Linked DNA regions of Homo sapiens: region 1 is linked to region 2. The links are chromatin contacts, found by Hi-C or POLR2A ChIA-PET in ENCODE. All regions are on one chromosome and are shown on one strand. The core of a region is the stretch at or near the end of the contact, and the rest is flanking DNA. Distances in the headings are between cores, read along the strand shown. Region 1 holds the start of CACNG6 (calcium voltage-gated channel auxiliary subunit gamma 6). Region 2 holds the start of NAPA-AS1 (NAPA antisense RNA 1).

What was found. Hi-C counts contacts between places; a loop is a spot of excess contacts on that map. ChIA-PET counts read pairs that join two places held with the same protein, here RNA polymerase II (POLR2A).
Region 1: a map of gastrocnemius medialis shows a loop between it and region 2 (9-fold over the local background). The contact joins the promoter of CACNG6 here to the promoter of NAPA-AS1 in region 2. A Hi-C loop is called at or near these places in 1 of 168 maps with a recorded cell type or tissue (gastrocnemius medialis). POLR2A ChIA-PET finds 5 or more read pairs at or near these places in 1 of 52 experiments (PC-9).

What each region holds. Positions count from the first base shown.
Region 1 is chr19:53,989,048-53,993,391 of GRCh38, reverse strand. CACNG6 (calcium voltage-gated channel auxiliary subunit gamma 6) reads right to left here and starts at 1,755. Exons shown (of 4, transcript NM_145814.2): 1 at 184-1,755. The coding sequence starts at 514. CACNG8 (calcium voltage-gated channel auxiliary subunit gamma 8) reads right to left here. Exons shown (of 4, transcript NM_031895.6): 4 at 3,177-4,344.
Region 2 is chr19:47,482,489-47,487,216 of GRCh38, reverse strand. NAPA-AS1 (NAPA antisense RNA 1) reads right to left here and starts at 2,935. Exons shown (of 4, transcript NR_038452.1): 1 at 2,693-2,935. KPTN (kaptin, actin binding protein) reads left to right here and starts at 2,998. Exons shown (of 12, transcript NM_007059.4): 1 at 2,998-3,282; 2 at 3,633-3,715; 3 at 3,838-3,922; 4 at 4,002-4,056. The coding sequence starts at 3,057. It also overlaps a transcript of NAPA not described here. RefSeq lists enhancers at 2,624-2,753, 2,784-3,073.

The sequences.
Region 1 (4,344 bases), core at 506-3,005, 6.5 Mb before region 2:
CTCTATCTCTCAGCAGTTTCTGAGAGCAGAGGACGAAGTGGGCACTGGCGCTTACTGCGAGGCAAGCTGTCTCCTCCGGGCTCAGGCTTTTGTCCCTGGGGCGGGTTTTCTCCTCGGACACGGGCCCCTCTCCCTCCCTGTCCGTGGGACGCAAGCCCTGCGCTCGGGGCGGCGGCTGCTCACCTCCGGGCAGCTCCGCGGGGCCGCAGGTGTCCCTGTCCACGGGCACGTCCGCCTGCCACAGCCGCTTGGTGCACGCCTTCCACAGCCCCAGGTGGGCCGCTTCGCACACGGCGCTGCCGTTGGCCTTGTAGGTGTTGAGCTCCACCCAGAACTCGGTGCCCACGGACAGCACCGCCAGCGTGGCGCCCACGGCGGCCAGCAGCAGCGCCAGCTTCACCTTCCCCTCGCGCTCGGGCGTCAGCCCCGACCTGCCCTGCCCGTGCGCCCGCCGCCGGCCCGCGGCCCCCCGCCGCCGGTTCTCCTCTTGCAGGAAGAAGTTGGACCACATCATCTTATGGCCGGTGGGGTCGGGAAGGGGGAGGAGGCAGAGCCGGCGAAGGGCCTCGAGGGGCGGGAGCGAGGAGCGGCCTGGGGTCTTGAAGGGGGTGAGGGACTCAGTTTCCCCTGGGTATGAAAGAGGGAGAGCCGAGTCCTGTCTGGAATCTCAAATGCGAAAGTCGAGATTGCTTCTGGGGTTCAGAAGAGAAAAATGATCCCCAGGGCTGGGGAAGCCTCTGGGGTTCAGAGGAGGGTCTAGGTTGCCCTCAAGAACTTGGCAAAGAAGACGGGGCCCAGAGGAAAAACAAGGCCCCCACCCTGAGGTTTAGAGATAGAATTCGGCTTCCCAGGAGGGAGTCCCCCCAAGAGCTCCAGAGGAATGAGAACTGGTGCCCGCTGAAGCTCCCTGCAGCTCCAAGGGGCTGCTTTGGGGTCCCCGCTGGGGGGTTAACAAAAGGGAAACTGGTTTTCCTGAGAGATCTGAGCACCCCACTAGGGCTAAGAGTTTGGGGTACCCAGGAAGGGACCTGAGGTCCTGTGTGTGTTTGGAGGAGATGTGGCCGGGGTTCCCTTGGGCTCAGAGTTTGAGAACAGAGGACTTGGGGACCCTCTGGGATTCGGAAAAGGAAGACCTGGGGTCCCGGGAAGCTCCCAAGGGGAGGTCGGAATTCAATCCGGGTCTCAAGAGAGGCAGTAGGACCCCGGCATCCACAGAAGGAGAAGAACAGAGCCCTGGCTGGGGCTCAGAAGAGGACTGGGCCTCGCTGGAATTCAGGAAAAGGGGATAGGGGTCTCCCCTGCCATTCAGAAAAGATCCGAGGTCTCTACTGAGCCTGGAAAAGGGGCCGGTGGCCGGAAGACAGAGTGGAGTCCAGAGGCGGGAGGCTACGGGGCCTCCCCGAGGGCTGGGGCAGATGGGACCGGGGGCCCTCCTGGGGCTCACACTATGGGGCTGTGGTCCGCACTGCGGCTCGGAAAACCAGGACTGAGTCCCCCCAGGGTTCAAAGGCCAACCGCGACCCGCAAGAGACGCTGCGCCCCTTCGGGATCAGTCCGTCTCCCTCCCCCGGGCTCCCAGGGCCTTCCCGGTCGGGTTCGCGCCAGGCTCAGCCCCAGGCCAGGGCCCCCCCTCGGGGCTCCCACCCCCGACTCCCGAGCAGGGGCCCCTCTCGCTCTCCTGCCTCGGCCCCGCGCCGACCCCAGCTCCGCGCTGCCTCCGAAGCGTCCGGCTGTGCCCGCCACCGCCACCGGCCTGGCCTCCGCCCGCGCCCGGCCTCGTCCCCACCCGCCCACCCCCCACCCTCCACCCTCCACCCTCGGGGCTATTTCGGGCTTGACCCGTAAATAACACCCGCACCTGTCGCCCGGCGCCTGTTGCCATAGGGATCCCGGGTGTTTTAAGGGGACGAGGAAGGGGGGAGGGAGGCCGCCCGGGGAGGAAGGGGCCGAGCCTGATGGGACTTTCATTTCACTAAGGGGCAAGAGCGGCGCCGAGAGTCCCAGCTCCGCAGTCTCCCGGGCAGCAGGAGACGGGCGGGGCAGCAAGTCTGACTGGGGTTACCAGGGAGGAGGGGCGGGAGGCAGGGCCCCGGGTCTCAGGGAGGAGGGCCTGAGGCCAGGAGTCTTGGGTCCCTAAGGGAGAAGAAGCCTCGGTACCCCACTTCTGAGTGGTAGAGGAAGAAGGCCTGGGTACCCAGAATCTTGGATCTGAGAGGAGAGGAACCTGGTCTCCTAGGTCCTGGGCTCCTGAGTCTGAGGGAGGAGGGGCTGGGGGCCTGAACTCCTGGGTCTGAGGGAGGAGGGGCTGGGGTCTGGACTCCTGGGTCTGAGGGAGGAGGGGCTGGGCCTGGGCTCCTGAGTCTGAGGGAGGAGGGACTGGGGCCTGGACTTCTGGGTCTGAGGGAGGAGGGACTGGGGCCTGAACTCCTGGGTCTGAAGGAGGAGGGGCTGGGGGCCTGGACTCCTGGGTCTGAGGGAGGAGGGGCTGGGGGCCTGGACTCCTGGGTCTGAGGGAGGAGGGGTTGGGGGCCTGGGCTCCTGGGTCTGAGGGAGGAGGGGCTGGGGGTCTGGACTCCTGGGTCTGAGGGAGGAGGGGCTGGGGCCTGGACTCCTGGGTCTGAGGGAGGAGGGGCTGGGGGCCTGGGCTCCTGAGTCTGAGGGAGGAGGGGCTGGGGGCCTGGACTTCTGGGTCTGAGGGAGGAGGGACTGGGGCCTGAACTCCTGGGTCTGAAGGAGGAGGGGCTGGGGGCCTGGACTCCTGGGTCTGAGGGAGGAGGGGCTGGGGGCCTGGGCTCCTGGGTCTGAGGGAGGAGGGGCTGGGGGCCTGGGCTCCTGGGTCTGAGGGAGGAGGGGCTGGGGGCCTGGGCTCCTGGGTCTGAGGGAGGAAGGCCTGGGCCTGGACTCCTGGGTCTGAGGGAGGAGGGGGCAGGGGGCCTGGACTCCTGGATCTGAGGGAGGAGGGGCTGGGCCTGGACTCCTGGGTCTGAGGGAGGAGGAGGGCCGGGGAGCCTGGACTCCTGGTCAAGGCGTTGGCAGACCCAGAGTCCTGGGCCTCAGGGAGGAGACTGGGGCCAGAACCCTGGGTCTTGAAGGATGGAAGGCCTGATTTCCATGTTGGAGAAAGCGCAGGCCTCAGGGCAGGGCCGGCTGTCAGGGGCACAGAATGAAAGCAGCACTCCTCTTCATCGAGTTTATTAGACGGGGCACCCCTGGGGGACCTTCCATGCAGTTTCAGCTCCCCCAGGAGCAGGGACAGAGGACAGCCGTGTGGCATGGCGGCAGGGCCTGATCTTCAACCCCTCACCCCCTACCCCTCAGCCCTTCTGTGGACGGCCCAGGTGGGACCCACCTTTCACCAACTCCTTCTTCTCCCACAGTTGGCTGCTCCAGGCAGGCCTGGCGCTGACCTGAGCGAGGCTCTGGTGCACGCTGGGCCTCTCTGCCCACCCCCTGCTCTGGACTTTTCCGATGGAGCACGTGTTTCCCCGCAGTGTGATTGTCTGTGTCTGGTTCTTCCAGCAGACTGGGGCCGGGGCCAGGCACAGGAGGAATTCACCTTGGCATCCTCAGCTCTACCCGGCACAGGGCCAGGTCACAGGCAGTCTTGGAAAATGTGCATGGGGTGACTTGAATGAATGGATGGATGAATGGGCAAAGGAATGACCAGATGGAGTGAGATGATGGCACACAGACATCCCCGCCCCAGCTAGGGGAGGGGCCTGCTGCGTTTCCTCAATGCCCGCGTGGCCCCGTCAGAACACAGCCCCCTCTGTATTCTAATTGTCTGGACTACCTGTCCCCCCCTCTGAAGGCAGAGATGGGACAGAAGTGGCCTGAGATTGCAGGGCCTTGTACTTGGAAGTCCTCAGGAAATATTTTTTTTTCTTTTTATTGATCATTCCTTGATGCTGTGCTTGCTTCTGAGTCTCCACGTTGCTTTCTATGCGAATCTCTGGGTCTTTCTCCGGCTTACGTCTCCCTATCTCTGTGGTTGTGTTTTTGTTATCTCTGGGACTTCTCTGATTTGTGTACCTGTCAGTCTCTCTCCTCCTCCTTTTCTGTCTTCTCTGTATCACCTTCTTGTCTTTGACTTTATTTCTTTGACTTTCTTTCTTTCTGTTTTCTGAGACAGGGTCTTGCTCTGTGGCCCAGCCTGAAGTGCAATGGTGCAATCATAGCTCACTGCAACCTTAAACTCCTGGACTCAAGCAATCCTCCCGCCTCAGCCTCCCGAGTATCTAGGACTACAGGCGTGAGCCACCACGCCACAGCTCATTTTTCATTTTTGTAGAGACGGGGTCTTACTATATTGCCCAGGCTGGTCTCAAACGCCAAGCCTCAAGC
Region 2 (4,728 bases), core at 1,686-4,185:
TTGTTCCATCTGTCACAGGACGGGGGAGGAAGCGGCTTTGGTGGGCAGAGTCTGAGGCCCGAGTGGGTCTGGGGAGTGGGGGAGGAGATAGCAGGAGCCTTTGCCCAGGAAAGGTGGGCAGAAACCAGCTGCCTCCACCACACTCCACAATGTGCATGTTGGGGGCCCTGTCTGGTACACATGTGCTTTACCCTGCCCCGCGCAGGGCCCCTCGCTACAGAGGAGACAGCTGAAGGAGGCTCAGTGCCCAGGCATGATGGGAAAATGTCAGGAAGTGAGCAGGGGCAGTAATTGCACAGAGGAGGGGCTGCCTAGGAAACCAGGGTGGACTCCTGGGAGAGGGGCTCCAGCCCAGAAAGCCTAGAGAAGTGCAGGTGAGGTTCAAATTCCTTGACACCTGCCCTGCTCCTCTCTCCCCTGCAGCTTCTCCCACAGCTCCAGTCCACTGATAATGGCAGCAAAGACTTCTGAGACCTGAAATTGATTACCATGTCTGCCCCCATCATGGGTGCTGGCTGAAGGATAGTGTGAGAATCTGTTTCTGTCATCCATGACCTAAATCAGTGATGGTCCGCCCTGGCTATGCTTTAAAGTCATTAAAAGTATCCAGACTTGGGGCTGGGTGCTGTGGCTCATGCCTGTAATCGTAGCACTTTGGGAGGCCGAGGCAGGCGGATCACTTGAGGTCAAGAGTTCGAGAGCAGCCTAGCCAACATGGCAAAACCCTGTCTCTGCTAGAAATACAAAAATTAGGCATGATGGTGCAAAAATAAAAGTATCCAGACTGGGGCCGCACTCTGATAAATTGTGGTTTGACTGAGGTTTCCTACCCTTTGGGGGTTTTTGGGTTTGTTTTTTTTTTGAGACAGAGTCTCGCTCTATCGCCCAGGCTGGAGTGCAGTGGTGCGATCTTGGTTCACTGCAACCTCTGCCTCCCGGGTTCAAGCGATTCTCCTGCCTCAGTCTCCCGAGTAGCTGGGATTACAAGCGTGCGCCACCACGCCCAGCTAATTTTTGTATTTTTAGCAGAGACAGCGTTTCACCATGTTGGCCAGGCTGGTCTCAAACTCCTGACCTCAGTTGATCCGCCTGCCTCAGCTTCCAAAGTTCTGGAATTACAGGCATGAGCCACCAGGCCCGGCCTGTTTTGGTTTGTTTTGTTAAAACTTCATAGGCAGTTCAAGTGTGCAGCTAGGATTGGAAACCTCTTAACAGGATGATTCCTTCCTAACCTGTAACTTCATTTTTTCATTCATCCGCTCAACATGTGGCTTATAGGTTACTAGGGCGGGAAGACGCCTGAAGGAAACGCACTGCTGAAGTGGCACTAGACCCACGTGCCACTCCCTCAGCGAATATTCACTAAGCACCTGCTGCATGCCAGGCCCTGGGAATACAGCAGCACTGACGGCATTCCCAGACTGCCCTCCAGGAACTTCTACTCTCCACATCCAGAAATCTGGAATCATCACAAATTCCTTGCCACCTCCGTTATCCAGTCTGCCTTTGAGAACTTTCCATCATGTAAGAGCTGTCTCTTACATGCTCAGCACATAGTTTGTGATTTTTGACACATATTTTCTGAATGCCTGCTTTGTGTCAGGCCTTGTGTTCCAGGTACAGGCGATAAGGCCGTGATCAAGGGAGATCAGCCTGCTGCCTTCATGGAGCTTGCAGTCTGTGTGTGCTCGAGGTGTCCAGGACAGCTGGCCAACCCATGTCTTCTGGAAATGATACACAGATGTGCACATAGTACCCAAACCTCCATGGCCTTCTAGGGACAAAGCAGCACAGACAGGAACCCCTGAAGGCCCCAGAGTCGGAAACACCTGGTTTACATCCTGTCCCCACCACTTGCTAGCATATCAGTCAGTGGACTTACTCTTTCTGAGCCTCCATTTGATTCTCTCTAAACTGGGATAATAAACCTCTTTGTAGAGGTTTCTTTCTTGCAAAGATTAGTGAGACAGATTTGCAAAGGACGTCCGGGCACATAGTAAAAGCTCAATGAATCCTGAATAAGTGAACCGGCAGGGAGGGTAACAGTAGGCCCTTGCAGAACAGTTGTAAGGAATCAGATTATCAGAGCCAGCATGACTGTCACCAAGTAGGTGTTCGATAAAGGAGGTGGTTATTATAGCTGGATCATTTTTCCTTGGGGGCAAGAAGAATGTATTAATTATTTTAAAGGTGATACTGTTAAGATTATGAACTATAGGCCGGGCAAGGGGGCTCACGCCTATAATCCTAGCACTTTGGGAGGCCGAGGTGGGCGGATCACCTGAGGTCAGGAGGTCCAGACCAGCCTGGGCAACATGGCGAAACCCCATCTCTACTAAAAATAGAAAAACTAGCCAGGTGTGGTGGCGCCTGTAATCCCAGCTGCTGGGAGGCTGAGGCAGGAGAATCGCTTGAACCCAGGAGGCAGAGGTTGCAGTGAGCCGAGATCGCACCACTGCACTCCAGGGTGACAGAGCAAGACTCCGTCTCAAAAAAAAAAAAAAAAAAAATAGTGAACTGTGGAGTTACCTTGTTTGGTTTCCAGTACTGACCGCTCGTTACTAGCTGTGTGATCTTAGGCAAGTTACTTTACCCCTCTGTGCCTCAATTCCTTCATCTCTAAAATGGATTTAAGTACCTACCTCCACCCCCTTGCGAATTTTTAATAAAGTATTAGATGGAATGCACTTACAGTAGTTCCTGGCACATAAGGGCAATATTAAGTTTTATGATGATGATGATTCGACCTTCCACACAGCATACAGCGAGAGGCCGTGGCCACCACCTCCCATCTCTAGTCACAGACTCCTTATGGCAGCCCCTTGGTCCAGAAATGGAAAGGAGAAGAGAGCGCGGGCGCAGTGGGGCAAAGTCGCCTGGGAGGCCCGAGCAGGCGACCTGGCCGCCATCTTGGGAGAGGGCAACGCCGGCAGCTTCCGTACGTCATCAGCCCGCGCAACGGCCGGGCACCCGGCGGTTCAGGTCGCTTAGAGAGTCGTAGGTTGGGTAGTGCGGGTTGGGGCGGGGGCTGCGGAGAGGGTGCTTAACTGAGGGGCATGATGGGGGAGGCGGCCGTGGCCGCGGGGCCTTGTCCGTTGCGCGAGGACAGCTTCACGCGCTTCTCGTCGCAGAGCAATGTGTACGGGCTGGCAGGCGGCGCCGGCGGGCGCGGGGAGCTGCTGGCCGCCACCCTTAAAGGCAAGGTGCTCGGCTTCCGCTACCAAGACCTCCGACAGAAAATCCGGCCAGTGGCCAAGGAGCTGCAGTTCAACTACATTCCCGGTGGGTGGCGCTATGGTGCTGGGGGGCGGGGGCCTGGAACGTGGTGTTGAGAAGGCTTCTGAGGCTCTGTCTGAGCCGGGTCACCGTGCTGGAAGAATGGGATCAGGTGGTTTTAAGGGGGTCACTGGGATCAGCGGGCAGGCATAGTTGGGGCCCGGATGAGCCTAGGGTTTCAGGATTCTTCAGACTTACAGGTCAGGATCCCTAGTACCCAGGGAACAGAGATCAGGTGATGGTGGTCAGGACTCAGACCAGAGGGCATGATCATTGCGGTAGCCAGAGCTCACCATGTTGGGGAGATTGGAAGCATGAGTCTGCCTGACACTGAACTTAGAACTCTCCCCTCCCAGTGGATGCGGAGATTGTCTCCATCGACACTTTCAACAAGTCACCCCCCAAGCGGGGTCTGGTTGTGGGGATCACGTTCATCAAGGTACCTAGAGCCCCCTCCACCTCCCTTCGCCCTCCTCCTTACACACATGGTGAGTTCCACTGAGCCGCCCCGGATCCCTCCTGCCACCCCTGCCCTCCCCTGAACCCCGTGTCCTCCGCCAGGATTCAGGGGACAAGGGCAGCCCCTTCCTGAACATTTACTGCGACTACGAGCCCGGCTCTGAGTACAACCTTGACTCTATTGCCCGTGAGTGAGGCGTGGACGGGAGGAGGGAGAGAGTCCCCAGCAGGTCCCCCATGCTAACCTGCCTGTGCCCTGCCTACAGAGAGCTGCCTGAACCTGGAGCTCCAGTTCACTCCGTTCCAGCTGTGCCATGCGGAGTGAGTGTCCCCTGCGCATCGACGCCCACTCCACTGTAAATGTAGAAACCCTGGCTTCTCGAACCCCTTCTTTACTTACAGACCCCTGTAGTCTGTTTCCCCTTCTGGAAAATAAAGAGGTTGTACTAGATTAGGGATTGAAAACTAAAATGCCAGCCGGGCACGGTGGCTCACACCTGTAATCCCAGCACTTTGAGAGGCTGAGGCAGACGGATCACCTGAGGTCAGGAGTTTGAGACCAGCCTGGCCAACATGGCGAAACCCCGTCTCTACTAAAAATACAAAAATTAGCTGGGCATGGTGGTGTGTGCCTGTAATCCCAGCCTACTCAGGAGGCTGAGGCAGGAGAATCACTTGAACCCGGGAGGCGGAGGTTGCAGTGAGCCAAGATTGCACCACAGCACTCCAACCTGGGTGACAAGAGCGAAACTCTGTCTCAAAAATAAATAAATAAAATAAAATGAAATTAAACTAAAATGCCTTTGGGGACCAGAGAGGTCATGTGAGAATGGAAAGCACAAATGTAATATAACAGGGAGCACATGTGCACACACACATATGCAGCTGAGGTTGGAAAGCTGTAGCTAACTGGAGACCACGAACTTGTCCATAGACAATCAGATTCTACATTTGTTTTTTAAAGCATTGCACTTTTTTTTTCTTTCTTTTTTT